Regions from separate parts of the Mus musculus genome. Here region 2 is linked to region 1. The links are chromatin contacts, found by Hi-C or POLR2A ChIA-PET in ENCODE. All regions are on one chromosome and are shown on one strand. The core of a region is the stretch at or near the end of the contact, and the rest is flanking DNA. Distances in the headings are between cores, read along the strand shown.

Evidence for each region. Hi-C counts contacts between places; a loop is a spot of excess contacts on that map. ChIA-PET counts read pairs that join two places held with the same protein, here RNA polymerase II (POLR2A).
Region 2: a map of mouse trophoblast stem cell shows a loop between it and region 1 (2.7-fold over the local background). The contact joins the promoter of Pou6f1 here to the promoter of Letmd1 in region 1. A Hi-C loop is called at or near these places in 1 of 37 maps with a recorded cell type or tissue (mouse trophoblast stem cell). POLR2A ChIA-PET finds 5 or more read pairs at or near these places in 3 of 5 experiments (Patski and embryonic stem cell).

What each region holds. Positions count from the first base shown.
Region 1 is chr15:100,466,697-100,471,877 of GRCm38, reverse strand. Letmd1 (LETM1 domain containing 1) reads right to left here and starts at 2,867. Exons shown (of 9, transcript NM_134093.3): 1 at 2,633-2,867; 2 at 2,042-2,193; 3 at 103-218. The coding sequence starts at 2,754. 5330439K02Rik (a long non-coding RNA gene) reads left to right here and starts at 3,511. Exons shown (of 3, transcript XR_001781773.2): 1 at 3,511-3,577.
Region 2 is chr15:100,597,175-100,602,355 of GRCm38, reverse strand. It overlaps Pou6f1 (POU domain, class 6, transcription factor 1), which reads left to right and starts at 2,372. Exons shown (of 11, transcript NM_001304965.1): 1 at 2,372-2,593.

The DNA.
Region 1 (5,181 bases), core at 1,618-4,117:
GGGAATGTCTGACCAGTGAGCAACAGGAAAGGAAGGAAGCCGAGCTGAGCTCTCCGCAGTTACCTCGCTGAGAGCTTCTGGGTGTTTGTCCCCGGCCCGTACCTGTCTCAAATGCTCCATCTCCCGGTAAGAGAGTTGATGAAACTTTAGGTTTTGTTTCCACATGTCTGCCTTTATTCTTCTAGCCTTTTTGCCATCAGCCCATAACATCTGTATTCCTGCCCCATTAAAGTGGAGGACAGAACGTGGTGTTATCCCGGTTTGAATCGCCTACCGTGGTCACTCACATGCACACACACCGGCCCCTCCCCGGCTCTACCGACAAGGAAGCTTGTGCCTCGCAGACCCGCCCCCCCCATCCTTTCCCCTAGCACATAACCCAGCTGAATTACTCATTGCTTGGCTTTAAACTTGAGCTATGTGCATCCCAGCTAGATACTAACTTGCTGCTTTCTGGGGCATGTTTATAAGCTGCATGATTTGATATATTGCTATGATTCCATTCTGAATCTTCCATCTATGATAATCCTTGTTTTTCTAGTTTTTTAAAAAAAAAAAAAACCTATTTCCAGGGCTGGAGAGATGATGACTCAGGTTTAAACATTTACTGCTCTTGCAGTCACCTAGGACCTAGGTTCGGTTCCCAGCACCCACATGGTGGTTCGCAACTATCCAGAACACATGCTCGAGGGCATCTAATGCTTTCTGACCTCAGAGAGCACTAGGCATGCACACAGCACACGGATACGCATGTAGGCAAGACAGTCACACAAATAAAATGAATAAAATCACTTCTAATGCTTCCAAAATGTTATCTAGGTTGGCTTCAAATAACACAAGGCATATATGTGTCTATGATTGGTGGTCGTTAAGTATTTTGTTTCGAGGGGGTTTGTTGTTTTTGTTGTTACAGCCTTGCTGTGTAGCTGAGGCTGGCCTAGACCTCCTGATTCTCCTGCCTTGGGATGCTGGGTTGTGGGGCTGTAAGACACAGAACCCCCGTGGCTAACAAGGCAGCCATTGTTACCTCCACTTCTTAGATAAACTCCATGACGCTAATGATTAGAGTAAGATTCAGAGTTGGCAACGTTCTATTTTTTTTTATTAGTGGATAAAAGTATAGAATACAACAATAGAAAAAGTTAACACATATTGGACACTTGGTATAGAGCTGTCATACTAAAATAAATGAGGCCATGTTCTAAGCCTTTTAAATATGTTGATCTACTCTTCACCATTAGGTGTGGTGGCTCACTCAGCATTACCATCCCAGCAGGCAGAGAGACCAGAAATTCAAGGTCATCCTCCACTACACAGAAAGCCCCAGGCCAGCCCGAGCTACACTCTTCCTAGATGACTAAATAATAATCATAACTAGGTAATCAGCAGGTAGGTTCTAGTACCTCCTTACAGATGAGACACCAAAGACCCTGTAAGTGTCACTAGCGCCAGTGCACAGTCTAAGTCACAAATGGGATTTGAATCCGGCATTTTGGTTCCAGGGCTGTCATGTGACATTATAGGTATCATCTCAACATAGCTAGCGGACCTCCACTTTGAGTGGAAGCATTCAGAAACCAAGTGTCTACAGTTCTATTTCCACTACAAGTTATCTAAGCTGGCCACGTGATAAACACGCCCCACGAAGCAGCGAGTTACTACCTGGCTGGGGAGCTCTCAGGGTTAATCGACCATGACGCCCTGGTGTTAAGGAGTTTAAAACAAAGCATTTAATCTGGTTTCCTTATGATAACAATCCCTGGGTCTGGTCTGCACTGAGCAGGACAAGGAATTTCTAAGGAAATGAGAATATATTTACATCTTCTGCTCTCTCTCGAGTGATGTCAGGATTTGTCTACCATAACATCCATCTGGATATTTAAGAGGTGGCAGTGACAATTTGTAAGAATTCATGCTCAAACCCTGACGGAAGAGAAGACATCCCAACTCACAGCGCAGCAGCGGACCCGGCACATTGCAATCTCACTGACTGTGACTAACGCAGAAGAGCAGATTCGGGCTTCTCAATGTTAGCGTTTACCTTTCATGAAGGTTGTGTATAAGGCATAGAAGCGGGGGAAATGACGCCCCAAGAAACGATGGTACGATCCGTTAATCGCTCTTGTCTTGGTCACCACGTAAGAAATCAAGTTCTTCACGTCCGCCTTCGGAGAAAGGTGAAGCTTTGAAGACCTACAACGAAGACCAAAGAGACTATCTGCGAAGGAGTAGAAGCCATTCGGTACGTAGGACCCCTCGGTAAACATACGGTTTCTGAGAGCGATTGCCAGAACTCTTCTGAAAACCCAAGCTCAGGGTTAGGGTTGGTATGAGAGGGGCAGATCATGCAGAAAGGTGTGAGCGTGGAGCGTGCGCAAAGCCTGCGGGGCCAGGAGAATGCAAGCTGAAGCCATGGAGAGATGGGAAGGGGAAGCTGAAAGATGAGCTCAGGATGTGCGGGGACAATCGGGTGGACACGGAGTACGGAGAGGGACAGGGACGGGCGTTCGGTGGGAATCCTGCATGGAAAAGCAAAACCCAGGGCCCAAGGCAGGGGATCCCGAGAGGCGGAGGCTGAGCCGCTGGAAGGGCTTCTACATCAAAAATGCTCTTCTTTCTCCAGGGCCCTCACCGAGGGGCTCGCCACGCAGGGCCAGAGCGGCCCAGCTGCAGCCTCCGGGTGACAAAGGGTCCAGGGGCGACAGTCGAACCCCACAGAGCAGCCCGAGCCCAGCACACCCTGGACAGCGCCATCTTCACAGCAGGGGAGGGAGCGCGGAGAGAGGTCGTCTCCGGGTCAGAGTGCGCCCCGCAGCACGCACGCGCCGCCCCTCCACGCCGACAGGCGGCTGCGAGCCGCCCCGCGCCCCCCGGGCGAGCCCGGGCGGGGACCCGGATTGGACGCGGCGACGCTTCCGCGCGCAGGACCGGAAGCGAGCCTCCCCGAGGGAGCGAGCGCCGGCCCAGCCTGAGGTCGCTATCGTGAGCCGAGGACGGCGTCTCCTTGAGGAACCCAGTGCCCTCGTCGGTCCCTGGGGGCTCGGGGCCGCGGGCGCTGCCCTTGACCTCTGTGGGAGCCCGGGGTCGTGGCCCCGATGGCGGCGGCGCGGGGTGGCGCTGCGCCCTCTAGTGGCGGCGGCCGGCAGGGCTCCGCCCTCCATCAATCTGGCGGCAGGTGTAGAACCCCTTTCCAACCCTCGCTTTCTGGTCCTCACGCGCCCTTGTCACGGAGTAGGTGCGCGGTGGATATTTTTTGGAGAAATGACTACTTGAAACTCGGAAGGGTTTCTAGGCGTCCAGCTGTCCGCGAGAGTCGACGGCCCTCTTGTGTCCATAGGCATTTTAACGGACGTGAAGCACGCTGAAGCCATGCGTCTGCAGTCAGGTTTAGTGTGGGGGACCTTGGACAGGTCACTTCGGTGAACTTCATGTGGGTTGTACCTGTGTTGCAGAATTCTGTGAAGATCGAAGGATGAAATGTTTGCATGTTTGCAAAAGCTCCCACGTCTGTAGAACATCTCCGTGTTTGGAGGGCTGGTGGTTTGAACAGTTGCAAAGCTGTTCTCTGCAAGAGGAGGTAGGTAGGTAGGATAGAAAATGACCAAAAGATGGGTTCTCTCGGTTCTCAGGTAGCTTCTAAGTCCCTCAACTACGGTGTCTCCGGCTCGCTAATAGAACTCCCAGGAGACACGAGCGCAGTCACAGACGGTTTTCTAACAGAAATGGAAAGGCACTGCCTGGGAGAACAAACTAAAGGGAGGGCATTTTGTGTAGTCCAGGGTGTGGGGGGGGGGGCGGGGGGGGGGAGGTCGTCCTGGGTAAAGTGCTGAGTAAGCTTAAGGACCTGAGTTCAATCCCTGACTCTAACGCCAAAAGCTGGGCACGGTGGTCTGTGCCTATGACCGCCTCCCCACCCCACCCCCAACACACCCACGTCCTGGCCTCTGTGCAGGGGAACCCGGAGCTTCTTTAGAGCTGAGACCCAGGCAGGAGGAGCCCTGGCACTTGCTAGCCAGCCAGTCTAGCCAAGTTAGCAAGTTACAGGGTTAGAGGGGACCCTGTCCAAAAAAAAAAAAAAAAGATATGTGCATATCCAACACCAGGCATGCGCAAACATGTACACAAACTACAAAAAGAAAAAATGTGATACGGATTCTACGGATTCATTTCCTCACATAGCTGCTGAGTATTTCTTCTTCCATTCCCCTTCCACTGACATACAGGTAACGAGTGTGTGTGCACACAAGCTCAGTCTCTGTCTGTCTCTCTCTGTCCAGCCCACAGTGCGTACATTTATAATCCCAGCACTGCAGTGGGGAAGGTGAGAGGTAGAAATAGGAAAATGTCCAGAATCTCGGAGGCCAGCTTGTCTGGAACGCCCTGCAGGGAAAAGAGACTGAGAAAAGACCCTTTCCCAAAGTGGCAGACAGGACAGACATCTCAGGTTGTCTTCTGACTGACGTGTGGCATTCATTATACATCCACTCGGACGAACCACACACGAATGCTCACATACATGCACAAAGATAAACATTTAAAAACAAACAGGACCGGAGCTCTTGACTCTAGCTGCATATGCATCAAAAGATGGCCTAGTCGGCCATCACTGGAAAGAGAGGCCCATTGGACACGCAAACTTTATATGCCCCAGTACAGGGGAACGCCAGGGCCATAAAAGGGGAGTGGGTGGGTAGGGGAGAGGGGGTGGGTGGCTATGGGGGACTTTTGGTATAGCATTGCAAATGTAAATGAGCGAAATACCTAATAAAAAATGGAAAAAAAAAAACAAACAGGAAATATACAGCTGCAGAGGTGGTGGCCAATGCTGAGCCGGCTGGGTTCGGGCTGGAACAATGTGTACGCACACAGATGAGTTGACCTGGAGAAGAACTGAAACTCTAGTTGTCGGAGTCAGAACAATTGAGAGGCCTTATAGACACTGGGAATCTATTCACTGATTCGAGGCTTTTAAAGTGAGAATGCCCACGGCTTTCCATAGTAAAGATGCAAGGAGATGAAGTGACAGGCATCGCCTGGGAGTTTATTAAAGAAAAATCTCTATTTCCCTATGTGGAACTGGATCTGCTTCAGTGTGTGAGCGTTTTGCTTATGCTTGTGCCTGTGTGTCAGAAGCAAGTGAGTTTCCTGGAGATGGCCCACGGTTTTTCATGGCCTGCAATG
Region 2 (5,181 bases), core at 1,123-3,622, 130 kb before region 1:
AAATTTAAACTATTTTAATTTTTTCTAATTAAGGCTTTCTTTAACATATACCAAAATCCACCACCAATGACACACATGTAGCCATATGAAATTTTATTGTTAGTAAAGTTTTTATCTATTATAATAGTTTTGTAAATGATTTTGAAAGTAAAGTGTTGGTTTCCCTGGGGATAAGGTCATGTTAGTGACCCCATCTATAGGGATGGTTTCTTACCCATTATTCTCACTTAAAATCTTGGCCTAAGAGGGGCGTGGCAGTGCACGCCTTTAATCCCAGCACTTGGGAGGCAGAGGCAGTCAGATTTCTGAGTTCCAGATCAACCTGGTCTACAGAGTGAGTTCCAGGACAGCCAGGGCCAAAAACCAAACCAAAAGCCAAAAAAAAAAAAAAAAAAGAACTTGGCCTAGGTTACCAGGAACGTGTAAATAAGAAAAGGAATAAGAGAAAACAAAACAGACAGATTGCCATGAGAACTACAGCTCCAGGGAAGAGTTCCACAACCGATTCCAGGAGGCCTCCCCTCCCCCTCTTGAGGTCAATCGCCTCAATGTGTGGAACTTATCACACAGATCCTACTGGAGATGGTGTAGCAGAGGCTGGCTATGAGCACATGGAGAGGGGAGGAAGGGAATGGGGAGAGAGTGGGAGCAAGAGGGCAAGAGAGGAGCAAGAGAGCAGGAGGGGGCAAGCAGCCCCTTTTATAGTGGGTCAGGCCTACCTGGCAGTTGCCAGATAACTGTGGAGTGGAGCTTAGACAGTACACTAACAGTATGTGTTGTGTGTGTGCCTATATGTGTGAATGTGTGTGTGTTCGAGGATGAGCGGGTGTGCATGTGTTTGCGTGTGTGTACGCTCGTGGGGAATGTGTGGGGTGTGTCTCTGAGCATATGTGGGGCTGTGTAGGGTGTCTGGGGGAATGTATCTCTGTGTGGTGTGTGTGTGTGTGTGTGTGTGTGTGTGTGTGTGTGAGAGAGAGAGAGAGAGAGAGAGAGAGAGAGAGAGAGAGAGACTTTGTTGTTCAGGCTGCATCCTAATTCACAGGTTCATTCGGTTTGCTGCCTCTCCAGCAGCCGGTCCTACAGGTGGGACGGTGCCCGGCTCAGGCTACCTCTGTTTGTAAAACTAAACTGTATCGTTTGCCTAGACCGCAAATGGATGGACGCGCTGGGATAAAACCCCAAGCTTTCTGGTTCTTGACCCTTTAGTTAGTCTCACCCGCAGTGCCTCCTCCATGGCCCCAGGAAAACAGCGGACAGCCCAGCTCTGCGGCACCAGTAGCCAGCATGATGCAGGCAGCCTGGAGTGTACCTGTTGGTCAAACCCAGCCGATGCTGCTCCCCTCTCCTCCTGAGTGTGTGCTTCCACTGGAGACGTTTAAGGGACTGTCTGGCAAGGGCTCTACAGTTCATCATTTCTCCTATTGCTGCTTCTGCACGGCCTACCGAGATCATCCTAGACCACGGAAGCACGGGTGTGGGGTGAGGGCGAAGAGGGAAACACTGTTGGGAATCCACTTGGCTGCGTTGATAACGCTCTTCTCTGGTGACTCCCTTCATTCTTTCTCGCTCTCCTGGTCTTCCTTCTTTTGTCCATTATGTCCCAAACCTTCGTTCCCCTGGCCCCTAATCGGCCTCTGAGTCTCCCTCTACCTTCAAAAGTCAGTAGATATAACAAACCCTCCCCACCATCACGGTCCCCAAAACAGTGGCTTGTTTTTCTCCATCGCGTCAAACTTTGCCTTTCTTTTCACACCTTCGTGTGCTGCTTGACTAGCCCGCAGGCTGCAGGTGGGACCCCGCCCCTCCTGAAGGTGGGAAAGCGAGCTAGCTCAGCAGAGCGTCCGGGACCCTGGTCCCTCTGGGATGTGCACAGCTGCTCCGGAGACCCTGAGCCTTAGTGACGTCCGAGTTCCCTCTCCTTTACGGCCTAGAGGACAGACGTGAACTTGAGGTTGGCCGTTGAGAAGGGCAGTTGACCACCAGAGAGTCACGGTTGTCACTGCTCAATCCTCGGCTGAAGGGAAGGCGACACGGGGTCCCCTATCGAGACTCCAGTCCTGCTCTCCAAGGGGGCTGAGTCAAGCGGCCCCACAGGCCCTGGGTCCCAGTCCCCGCGAGGCCTGGGGTTCCTACCCACCCCCACGCGCAGCTCGCAGCTTCCCAGACCCCCCCTCCTTTTCCTGACCGCCGCCCCCGGCGGCTGGCGCGGGAGGTGCAGCATGCGGCAAAGCGCTTTGCATAAATTATGCTCATGACGCAGCAGCTAAAAAAATCCAAGTAGCAGAAGGAGGGAAAGGGGGGGAGGGAGGAGGGGGCGAGGAGGGGACTGCACCTGGCCGCCCCCGCCCCCGGCGTCCCGGCCCGTGCGTGGCCCGCAACCCACCGCCGCTCCGCTCTGCCAGCCCCGGCGGGGGGCTCAGGGGGCGGCGGGTCCCGAGTGGCTCCGGGCCGAGCGAGCCGGGCCGAGCCGCTCCGGCTTCTTTGTCTGCGGGCGGCCGCCCCGGCCGCGGCCCCCTGGCCCGGGCTGGGGGATGAGTGTCTAGCCGGTGGCCGCTGGGCAGCCGGGGAGCGGGAGGCTGGGCTTCGGGCTCCGGTGAGTAGCGGGGTCCGGGGCGGGGAGGGCTTTGCACGGAGGGGGAGGGGGCCGGGCAGGGGAGGTTTCGAATTTGGTTAATATGCAATGCCCGTAATTAGCATAATTTATATATTTATGATAAAGAGAGAAAAAGGCGCGGGGCCGGGGCGGCGGGCTGCGGCCCCGGAGGCTGGAGCTCTGGGAGTCGAGGGCCGCGCTCTGCCCACCTGGGGCCGCAGACCCCGGGCCGCACCCTGGTCTCCGGTCCCCGCGGACACTCGAGGAGGGGCGGCCGCTTGGGTGGACGCCCTGCCCTGGTGGGGGGCGGGGTGTCGGGGAGAGGCACGTAGAGTCCTGGATCCCGGGACGCTTGGGTTCCCTGGCGACCTGTCACCGCTACTCCGGAGAAAGGGCTGGTGGGACTCTGGGGGGCAGAGACCTCGCTGTCACTGGAAGGATGGGGGAATGGTGGGAGGGTCACCGTCGATCAGAGCGTGAGCACTTCATAAATATTTAATGACAGTATTAGTATTAATAATGTCATAAAACGGGCCCACTATCTCCTCCCGGGACATTTGCACCTGGCAAGGCTGAGGGATCTCCAGAGTGGCTTCTAAGCCACTTCAGCGCTAAGATCGCCTCCTCGGGCTTGGGTGGGAAGCCTGAAACCTTTACAGAGTAGTCGCTGCAGCTGGGCAGGAGAAAATGAAAGCCTGCTCAAAAGCTTCCCTAGGCCAAAGACAGGAAGCTCCTAGCAGACACAGAGACTGTAGCCTGTTGGCTCCCTGGCATTCCTTGCTCACAAAATAGAAGGCGGGGCCCCCAGTTCCATGCATATATACCCGTCGCTTTGGTAATCTACGACAGTCAACACTGCAAACCGGCATGCTGGGCGTGTATTCCGTTTTGATTGAAGTTTGTGAGCAGGATATTTCTGTGACTCGGGGGCCTCTTTACATATGTAAAGCAGAATCACATTCATTCCTTCTATGGTACTTCAATAAAAAAAAATCAGTGTGCGAGAGCCGCACTCAGACAAAGCCCCACCTGTCCTGGAAGGAGCAAGACAAACAAACTCGGAAAAAAACAAAAAAAAAAAAATCAGATCAGGTAAAGCCAGAGAGAGAGAAACAGAGAAGACACGCTGGTTTCTGTTTCTTCCTAGAGGCACTAACTATTTGGCAACTAAGAAAAGTAAAACTGTTGATGCACAGCTGTAACCCCAGCAGCCAGGTGTGAAACTGCAGCCGGAGGATCAAAGACTAAAGCTTGATAGTGAGACTGGGCCTTAAAAACTCAAGGCAAACAAAACAAAACCCCAAGCCAAACACCCATTTCTATAAATGTAAAACAAAAAGGGGCACTTGCGGTTTGATGGCTCAGCAGCAGGTAAAGGCATTGGCTGCCAAGCCTGACACTCTTAAGTGTGGCCCTTGAACCTTGAGAAGTAGAGAACAAACTCCTGCAAGTTGTCTGCTCTTCGAACACAAGCTATGTGAGTGCACCATGGCACTCGGGTGCGCCCCCCACACACACAGACACACACACTAAGTAATAAATGTCAAGAGGAAGGAGAAGGGGGAAGGAGGAGGAGGAAGAGAAGAAGAAGAAGAAGAAGAAGAAGAAGAAGAAGAAGAAGAAGAAGAAGAAGAAGAAGAGGAGGAGGAGGAGGAGGAGGAGGAGGAGGAGGAGGAGGAGGAGGAGGAGGAGAAGAAGAAGAAGAAGAAGAAGAAGAAGAAGAAGAAGAAGAAGAAGAAGAAGAAGAAGAAGAAGAAGAGGAGGAAGAAGAAGAAGAAGAAGAAGAAGAAGAAGAAGAAGAAGAAGAAGAAGAAGAAGAAGAAGAAGAAGAAGAAGAAGAAGAAGAAGAAGAAGCAAAGAAAGAAGCCAGGCGGTGGTGGCACACATCTTTGATCCCAGCACTTCAGAGGCAGAAGCAGGTGGATCTCTGAGTTTGAGGCCAGCCTGGTCTATATACAAAGAACCTCTGATCCCCTAAAACAAACCGAAAAACATAACAAACAAACAAAAAAAAAAAAAAAAAAAAAAGGAAAGGAAGAAAATAATCTGGGCCCAGAGCTCAGGAGAGAGAGTATTATATCCATCTGTCCATCAGTCACAGCTCACACAGGCACACCCTGATGATGGAGGACAAGATACATGTCACAAATCAGAAGAAATCGCTGTTATATGTGGTATGCAATGGTACAACACTTACCTAGCATGCACAAGGGTGAATTCAAACCCCAAAAGTGAAAATTCAAGAAATAATCAAGGAAAAGAAAGAAATGTATCTTCTAAAGGTTCTCTGCTTCAAGGGAAAAAGTCTGTTTAAAAAAAAAAAAAAAAAGGCCATCACTGGAAAGAGAGGCCCATTGGACTTGCAAACTTTATATGCCCCAGTACAGGGGAATGCCAGGGCCAAAAAGGGGGAGTGGGGGGTAGGGGAGTGGGGGTGGGGTGGGTATGGGGGACTTTTGGGATAGCATTGGAAATGTAAACGAGGAAAATACCTAATAAAAAATTAAAAAAAAAAAAGGCTAGGCAGTGGTGCAGGCCTTTCATCCCAGTACTGGAGAGGCAGAAGCAGGTGGATCTCTGGGAGTTCA